Linked DNA regions of Homo sapiens: region 2 is linked to region 1. Evidence: read pairs that join two places in POLR2A ChIA-PET (ENCODE). Cell type or tissue: A673. All regions are shown on one strand. Links, peaks and the distances in the headings refer to the core of each region. The heading gives the core; the rest is flanking DNA. Region 1 has its middle 22 kb from the start of MIR553. Region 2 overlaps DBT (dihydrolipoamide branched chain transacylase E2).

Region 1 (4,399 bases), core at 265-4,264:
ACTTGTGTTTCCGGAATCTGATTCTATTGACAACAGAATAACTAGCACCTGTTTCTTTCCAAGACTTACTTGAATTCTTCAATTTTTCCCAGCCGTGGAGCCACCTGTAAATCTAGAGCAGTGTTCCTTAAAGGGTCTGTGTGGACCACCTAAACCAGAGGCACTCACTTGGAGGTCTTTTGATAAATATACAGATTCCTACCTAGGTCCCACCCACAATTTCCCACTCAGAATTTCTTGGGGGAGAGGAGTAAACAGAGATTTTTATATCTCTCTGAAGATGCTTATTACACTGAAGTTTGAGGATCACTGAGATTATAGAGCAATATCCCTATCCCTGTGGATGAGGCTGCAATAGCCTTTGCCTGAGTGGTTTGAAAATAATAGAATTGAAATCATAATTAAAATCAGCTGGGTGTTGTGAGGCATGCCTGTAATCCCAGCCCTTTGGGAGGCCGAGGCAGCAGGACAGTTTGAGGCCTGGAGTTCAAGACTAACCTGGGCAACATAGCAAGACCCCATCCCTACAAAAAAAATTTTTTTTAAATTAGCGTGGTGGTGGCATGCACCTGTAATACCAGATACTTGGGAGGCTGAGATGCAAGGTTCACTTGAGCCTAGGAGTTTGAGGCTGCAGTGAGCTATGATTATGCAACTACTCCAGCCTGAGCAACACAGCAAGACCCCATCTCTGAAAAAATTAAGTAAATATCAAAGTAGCCTCAAGCAATCTTTTTTCTTTTCTTTTCTTTTTGATATGGAGTGCTCTTTCACCCAGGTTGGAGTGCAACGGTGTAATCTCAGCTCACTACAACCTCCGCCTCCTGGGTTCAAGCAATCCTCCCACCTCAGCCTCCCAAATAGCTGGGATGCCACCATGCCCAGCTAATTTTTGTATTTTTAGTAGAGACAGGGTTGGCCTGGCAATGTTGGCCAGGCTAGTCTTGAACTCCTGACCTCAAATGATCTGCCTGCCTCAGCCTCCCAAAGTGCTGAAATTACAGGTGTGAGCCACCACGCCCAGCCCAAGCAATCTTTTCTTAGGGAAACTGAACTAAGTTTCCCAGGGGTGAAGTTTTAAAACTATCTTGAATTGCCTTTGTATTTTATTTTTCCAGGCACACAATAATTTGGAAAATAAAAAAATAAAAAAGTAAAATACTTATATTACACTAATGCCCATTTGACAACTATTTTTAACATTTTGATATAATATCTTCCTGGCTTTTTTTTTCTTTTAGAGATCTGCTTTGTCCTTACATAAGGACGACTTAAAAATGAGCTCCTTGGTCAGAAGCAATATTGTGTAAAAACACCCATTAGTACCTGGATAGTCACATTGGCAGAAGCATTGCGGTCAGGGAAGACAAATCTATATCCTAATTAAAGCTATTCACAGAGGACAAATGGCTACCTCCTCCACTGTGGTCAACCTGCCAAGAGGTAGTCTTCTCCTCTTTCCCAGGGAAAAATCCTGTGTAAAGGGCTCCATCTCAGTCTCTGCTGTTGACAAGGTAGACACTCAGCAATGGGCATAGCCACACCAAGCTTGGTGAGGGAAGTACATGTTGAGCCTATGCATAATCTTGATCCCTTCCACTGGAGCCACTGAGCAAGCATTAAGGTAACTGCAGAAAGAGACTGACACCTCCACAGGGCAGGTCATTCTGTCCATCTGATTACTGAAATTCTCTTCTATAGTGGATCCCCTTTGCTGAGTATTCATGTGGGACATTTTTTTTTCACTCTATCCTGAAAGTGTCATCCACCTGTCTCTTCCCCTAACCTTTGGTGACCTTTGTCACCAATCTACCAAAACCTTTTTTCTGAGTCCCCAACATTTCAAACTAACAGTCACTGTCCATGAATCAGAATATGTGTACTTCTGACCATCTCTTAATCTACACAGAGTGGACAACTAAATGTATTGCTCAGAGTTCTGCCCACTGGGAGAATTTTTCATCACCACTGTCTTACTAGGCCATCCCTGAATGGGGTTATAATGCTGCAGCCATCTGCATCCAGTTAATGCCAGATATATTGTGCAAAACCATCTGTAAACCAGGCCTTAGCTTTTTCTTCCTCAGTCAGCTGGTGACTGGGAACTCCCCACAATGAGTTAGTAGAGAGATGGCACTGTAGCAGGAATAGGTGCTATAGGAAACCAAGCCACCTCTCATGCAACATACTTACGTCTTCAGGACTTCAGGATCTGCTTGCACCGAATCTCATTCATACCATCTTCACTTGATGTTGGATTGCTGATGCCTTCAACCAATGTTCTATCTTGGTGGTTCAGAAAACGTCCAGTTCATCATGGGTAGTTCAGGACATGTGGTCTCCAGATGTCCCATGATCAGAAGTTTAGTTTCTACCAGGGCCCCGTAGAAAACCAAGATCTGTTTCTGAAAAGAATTATCTATTCCAAAACCCTAGTGGTCTGTGCTTCTTCCAGTATAACTGTTGTAGGCAGGCTCTAAAATGGCCCCCAGTGATCTCCACCTTCTGCTATTCATGCCTTTAAGTAATCCCATCCCCTTAGGTATGAGTTGGACTAGTGGTTTGCTTCTAATTATTAGAATATTTTGGATGTGATGGAATATCACTTCTGAGATTAGGTTTAAAAAGACTTTGGGGCCGGGTGTGGTGGCTCACACCTTGTAATACCAGCACTTTCGGAGGCCAAGGCAGGCAGATCACAAGGTCAAGAGATTGAGACCATCCTGCCAACATGGTGAAACTCCATCTCTACTAAAAACACAAAAATTAGCTGGGCGTGGTGGCACGCTCCTGTAATCCCAGCTACTCGGGAGGCTGAGGCAGGAGAATCACGTGAACCCAGGAGGTGGAGGTTGCAGTGAGCCAAGATCATGCCACTACACTCCAGCCTGGCGACAGAGCGAGACTCCATCTCAAAAAAAAAAAAAAAAAGACTTTGGTTTCCATTTTGGTCTCTCTCTCTCTCTCATCACTTATACTAGAGGAAGCAAGCTACCTTGTTGTGAGAAGGCCTATGGAAAGACCCATGTGGCATTCAAGAAACTGAAGCTCTCAATTCATCAACCTTCGAGGAACTGAAGCCTGCCAATGACCATGTGAGTGAGGTTGGAAGCTGATCCTTCAACGCCATTCTCAATTAATACTCAAGTAATTGAGATGACTGCAACTCTGCCCAGTGGCTTAGTTGCAACTTCATGAGATACCATGAGCTAAAACCACCTAGCTGTGTTGCTCCTGGATTGATCAACAGAAATTGTGAAATAATAATTTTATTTTGAGACAAAGTTTTGTTCTTGTTGCCCAGGCTGGAGTGCACCAGTGCGGTCTTGGCACACTGCAACCTCTGCCTCCCAGGTTCAAGCAATTCTCCTGCCTCAGCCTCTCAAGCAGCTGGGATTACAGGGGTCTGCCAGCACAACCAGCTAATTTTTTTTTGTATTTTTAGTAGAGACAGGGTTTCACCATGTTAGCCAGGTTAGTTTCAAACTCCTGACCTCAGGTGATCCACCACCTCGGCCTCCTGAAGTGCTGGGATTACAGGTGTGAGCCACCGTGCCCGGCCTCATTATTGTTTTAAGCTGCTAAATTTAGGGGTAATTTGTTATGTATCAACAGTTGAATACAATGATGATCTATGGGCTTATGGGTGTTCTACACAATACTGTTTGTGATTAAGGAACTCGTTTCTCAGCTAAAGAAGTTTACCAATGAGCTCATGCCCGTAGTTTATTGGTCTTGCCATGTGTGACATCTCTCAGAAGCAGCAGGGCTAATAAAACAGCTTACTGAAGTTTCTGTTACAGTGCCAGTTGAGAGACAACACTCTGAAAGGTTAGGGCGCTATCCTATAGGATGTAGGGAATTCTTCGAAACAGAGATTAAATAATATAGGGTACTCTTTCTTCGCCAGAATACATGGATCAAGGGGTGGAACTGGGACTGGCTCCTCCACGATGACCGTTAACTACCAACCAGCAAAATTTTCTTTTCCATTCTGCAACTTTGATTGCTGCTGGTTTAGAAGTTTTAGCTCTCAAAGGAGGAATGCTTTCATCAGAGGTCACAACAATGGCTCCACTGAATTGGAAGATGGGACTTCCATGCTATTGAAATAACAAACAAAGGTGGGATCACTGTTTTTGCCAGGACAATTGCTCCCAATTACTAAGGATAAATTGAGTCGCTGCTACACTAACGGAGATACAGGAGACTATGTTTAGAGCCCAAAACATTCTCTAAGGTGCTTCTGGGTACTATCAAATCCAGTAACAAAAGTTAAGGCAAAACCACAGCAACACATAAACAGACACTAAGATTCAGACCCTTTGGAAGTGAAGTTCTGGATCAGCTCCACCAGAAAAGAATTCTGACTGGTTGCAGGGCCAGCTGATGGCAAAGG
Region 2 (4,399 bases), core at 298-4,297, 110 kb after region 1:
TGCTGACAGTTCAACTGATGCTGTCAAAATGTGAATTACTAACTTCAGTATTCTCTATTCATCTGATTTTTCTTAAAATGTTTGCGTGTTAATATACTCACTAGCTTTAATGCTCTACTCTTATACTGGCACCTTAATTATGGTAAAAGGTAAAAGGTTAAGTTAAAATTCCCAATCCTAGTTATTTGGTCAAACAGAAGATTAACAGAACTCCATGGCTTACCACAGGAATATTTATCAAGAGAAAAAGAAGATACCTATTTGAATTTACATGACACTTTCTGTGAAATATCTGGATTACCAGATTAGTCTGAAACAAATGCCTTCCAAATTCTACAGCGCATGCCCAAGGCACTCTTTACAGTACCTGTTCGGGTCTTTTCTTCTAATTTTAAGCACCTACCCAAACGTCTTCCCAGGCTTGTCATAATAAGCAAATAACCTCAGAGCAGACAAAGTGATTCAATCTAAGAACCTTGAATTTCTCTCCTTTTCACCTCAAAATTTCTATTCTCACACTTTCTTTTTGTTTCTCTTTCCGAGAAGTGGTTCTCCATCAGCAAATACCAACTGTTTTCTGTCCTCTATTATTTATTCCATCTCTTCCTCCTGATCCCTGCCCCATGTTGAACCCCCATTGCCCCACTTTGATCCTTCAGTCTCTTCCTCACATCCAGAACTGTACCAGATTTACTCCCTTAGCACACTGATTAAAATTTATTTCCATTTCCTTATGGAGGAGGTATTAGAGACTGATCCCAGACCTCTACAAATTTCATTGTGGCAGGGTAATGTTATGTGTCCATAAACCTTGTTCCTTTTCTTTCAGCCTGCAGTTAGGTAGAGCCATGTCATTTATTTGTAACTATTAGAATATGGGTATATGGGTTGAAGTAATGTAGGCCATTTCCAGACATGGCCCATAACACTTCTCAAGAGATTCTTCATATTCTATCTCTTCCCCTCCAACATGCACCCTTCAAGGTTGAAGATGGCACCACACAAGATAGAAGGAGCCAGTGTTCCAAATGACTAGGCAGAGCAGAATGCTCCCCTCCCTACACCCTAGCACCAATTGGTTTGGATGTGATAGTTGAATAATACACTTTTATTGTTTTAAGACATTAATATTTTGAGATTAATCTGCAAGTCTAGTTAGTAAAACTCGAACTCTGAGCTGTCTAATGCAGTAGCCTCTAGCCACATGTAGCTATTTAAATTTAAATTTTAATTTTAATTAATCAAAATTCAACTCAGATATACTAGCCACATTTCAATTGCTCAGTAGCCACACTAATTAAATTTAAATTTAAATAGCTACATGTGGCTTATAGCACCATACCAGATAGCACAGATGTAGACTGTTTCCATCATCACAGAAAATTCTATTGGATAGTGCTGCCTTAACTAATAAGACACAAATGTTCTTATTTTTTAAATAGTCCCTAAAACAAACGAAAAACAAAGAACTCCCTTCTCTAATGGCAAATTTCAGTTTGCCTAAAAGAAGACTCAGAATGCTTTTCTTATATTGTTACCTCTGACTGCCACTAAATGAATAAATTTCCTGTCTTGCTCCTTCTGCCAAACTTCTTGAATGGGTGATCTTTAACTCCTTGCAATCCTGGCTTTTTTCCCCAGTGCTCACCTGTAATCAGTGTTGGCCACAACTCCCACCCAGATGTCTCCTAAATAGTTCTCTGAACCCACCTCTGTCCTGATCTACAGACATTCATTCCAATGCTTTAGCATTTCAAGGTCATCAAATGACTCAGTGACATCTCAGACAGTCAGACAGACCAGGTCAACTATGAACTATTTATGCCAAACCTTACATGGTTCATGTTATCCTTGCTATCCCATCAAAATAACCACAGGCTTTTTTTTTTTTTTTTTTTAATTTTTGAGATGGAGTCTCACTCTGTCACCCCGACTAGAGTGCAGTGGTGCGATCTCGGCTCTGCTCACTGCAACCTCCGTCTCCTGGGTTCAAACAGTGCTCATTCCTCAACTCCCAAGTAGCTGAGATTACAGGCATGCACCATCACGCCTGGCTAATTTTTCTATTTTTAGCAGAGATGGGGTTTCGCCATGTTGGCCAGGCTGGTCTCGAACTCCTGACCTCAAGTGATCTGCCCGCCTCCACCTCACAAAGCTTTGGGATTACAGGCATGAGCCACGGTGCCTGGCCTGCAGCCTCCTTTATTTTACAAAAGGCATTACCACTTAAACACTGAAGATAGCACGAATCTCTGATGTTTGCAAGTTCAGAATAAAATGGAAATGAAAATTCATTATGTGGCAGTCTCAGTACTGAGCACAAAGGCTTTTAACCACAAGCAAATTACTGTGCTAGCCAGACCGTGTGAGAGAACTCCAGGCCAGCTTGCTAAAACTGAGCAGGAGAATTTGGAGAGAGTCCAGAGGAGAGCCACAGAAACAACTGAAGCATGACAAGAATAATTGCAGTTCTGTTATAGAGAGGTCATCTATATCAGGCTTTTATGGAGTACCATGTGGAATGTTACCACGCAGAGCATGGGGAACAGCTGTTGTGACTCAACAAGAGACAGGACAGAAGAAATGAGAACAGGTGGAAGATCAATAATTTAGGTTTGATATGGGGAAAGATGGAACAGTCAAAGGGATTCACACTGATTTTTGGCTGAGCAGAAGGCAGAGTCTCCTCCAACGGGCAATGTAAGTGCCCCCACTCATCTACACCCCGAGAAGAGCCATCAAACTGTATTAAACTTGGAAAAAGCTATTTAACTTCAAGTGTGCTGCGAGAAAACTTCATAATAGTTCCTAAGATGTGCTAAAAAGTAAAGTCCAAAAAGATCATAAAGTCTGTAGAGAAGTTCTAAGAGTGCAGTCAGCTATAAAAACCTAGCAATTTAATTTCTTAGAAAAATGTAGCTGGAGTTCAAACTGTAGTAACAAAGGCAAGTAAATTAAGTTGTGGGCAGGTGTAATTAAGTTAATAGGAATGGCAGGGATGAATATAAATCAGAACAGGACTAACAGTTTGAAACATTAGATATTCAAATGCTCAGAGCTGATGAGCCGAGCCACTACGCTAACAACTCTGCAAACCAAAGGTTTCACAAATTGCACAAGAACCTGGCCTCGATCCCATTGTGTTGCTGGCATAAGATTAGAAGGGCCTGTTGGTTCAATTGTTGCTTTGGACAGAGGAGGACAAACTTGCCACAGTGAAGAAATCATTTTTAAAAACCACCACTGTCCTTTAGTGCACTAATTTCTCTAATAACTAGGTGTATATTAGAAATAATGATATATAAGTGCAGTATACTCCAGTTTCAACAGAATGGTGTCACTTCTGTAAAATGTTGATTTTCAGATTGTCATACTTTCTAAATACAAAAATTTGTCACAGCTTCCACATTTACAAGATATTAAACATTCCATAAAATATTTGTAGAAATATGAAAAACCAATTTTTGTAGTTGCCTTTTGAAATGTATACAAAATATCCCACATGGGCAACATGGTAAAACCTCGTCTCTACAAAAAAAAAAAAAAAAATACAAAAAGTTAGCCAGGCCTGGTGGTGCACGCCTGTGGTCCCAGCTACTCGGGAAGCTGAAGTGAGATCACCTGTGCCCAGGAGGTCGAAGCTGCAGTGAGCTGTGATTGCACCACTGCACTCCAGCCTGGGTGACAGAGTGAGACTTTGTCTCAAATAAACAAAAAGAGACATATACAAAATATATTAGAAAGTTGGGTTAATATCCTACAAACAAAGTATTACATAGTTTGCACAGGATTATGTGTGTAAAAAGTTTTAAATTCAGTATAGCTTTTATTTCTGCAGAACTAAAAGTAGTGCATAAAAATAAAAGTGGGATGAGCATATCTTTTTAATTTGCTATGCAGTAAAAAGTATCTCAGTCAACATATAGGAAACCAGTGCCATTTCTGTATCATTTGACACCGAAGGGGTATTGTTTTTTGTTTTGTTTTGTTTTTCTTTTGAAGAAAGACTTTTATGTCTTTTATTCTATTCTTCCGATTTGGGGTTTAAATTACCCCCAATAAGTTTGCAGAATATTCTGATTACTACTGCTTAGGTGATATATTTCATATGAGAACTATCTTTACACAATGGGAAAAAATATGGTAACCACTTCATTCATCAGAGAAGTTGTGTTTTGTTTACTTGTATTTTGTTTGCTAAATGAAATTGGTTATTTAGACTCATGGCATGCTTTTTCTCAAATGGAGATTTAAAAGTCATTTCCAATGTCCTTCTAACTTCTGGCCAATTCCCAGTAGGCTATAGAATAAACAGTTTTCATATAATAGTCTCTAGTGTCTCCACTGTTGATTGGTTTACAGAAACGACGGTGGTGGTGGTGTTGATGGTGGGGTGTGT

What was found. ChIA-PET counts read pairs that join two places held together with the same protein. Peaks named below come from ENCODE experiments on the same cell type or tissue, not always from the same donor. Only the 100,000 strongest peaks of a DNase experiment are listed, where the experiment ranks them.
Region 2: POLR2A ChIA-PET joins it to region 1 with 10 read pairs; 3 of 35 experiments call an interaction of 5 or more read pairs at or near these places.

The regions. Positions count from the first base shown.
Region 1 is chr1:100,300,593-100,304,991 of GRCh38, reverse strand. No RefSeq gene overlaps it. Among named protein-coding and RNA genes, the nearest start is that of MIR553, 22 kb to the right of the region's middle. In A673, for the core only: no CTCF peak of the experiment used is centred there; no DNase peak of the experiment used is centred there.
Region 2 is chr1:100,186,851-100,191,249 of GRCh38, reverse strand. It overlaps DBT (dihydrolipoamide branched chain transacylase E2), which reads left to right. Exons shown (of 11, transcript NM_001918.5): 11 at 1-4,331. Among named protein-coding and RNA genes, the nearest start is that of LRRC39, 11 kb to the right of the region's middle. RefSeq lists an enhancer at 2,436-2,585. In A673, for the core only: no CTCF peak of the experiment used is centred there; a DNase peak (open chromatin) is centred at 2,379; H3K27ac peaks cover 895 bases.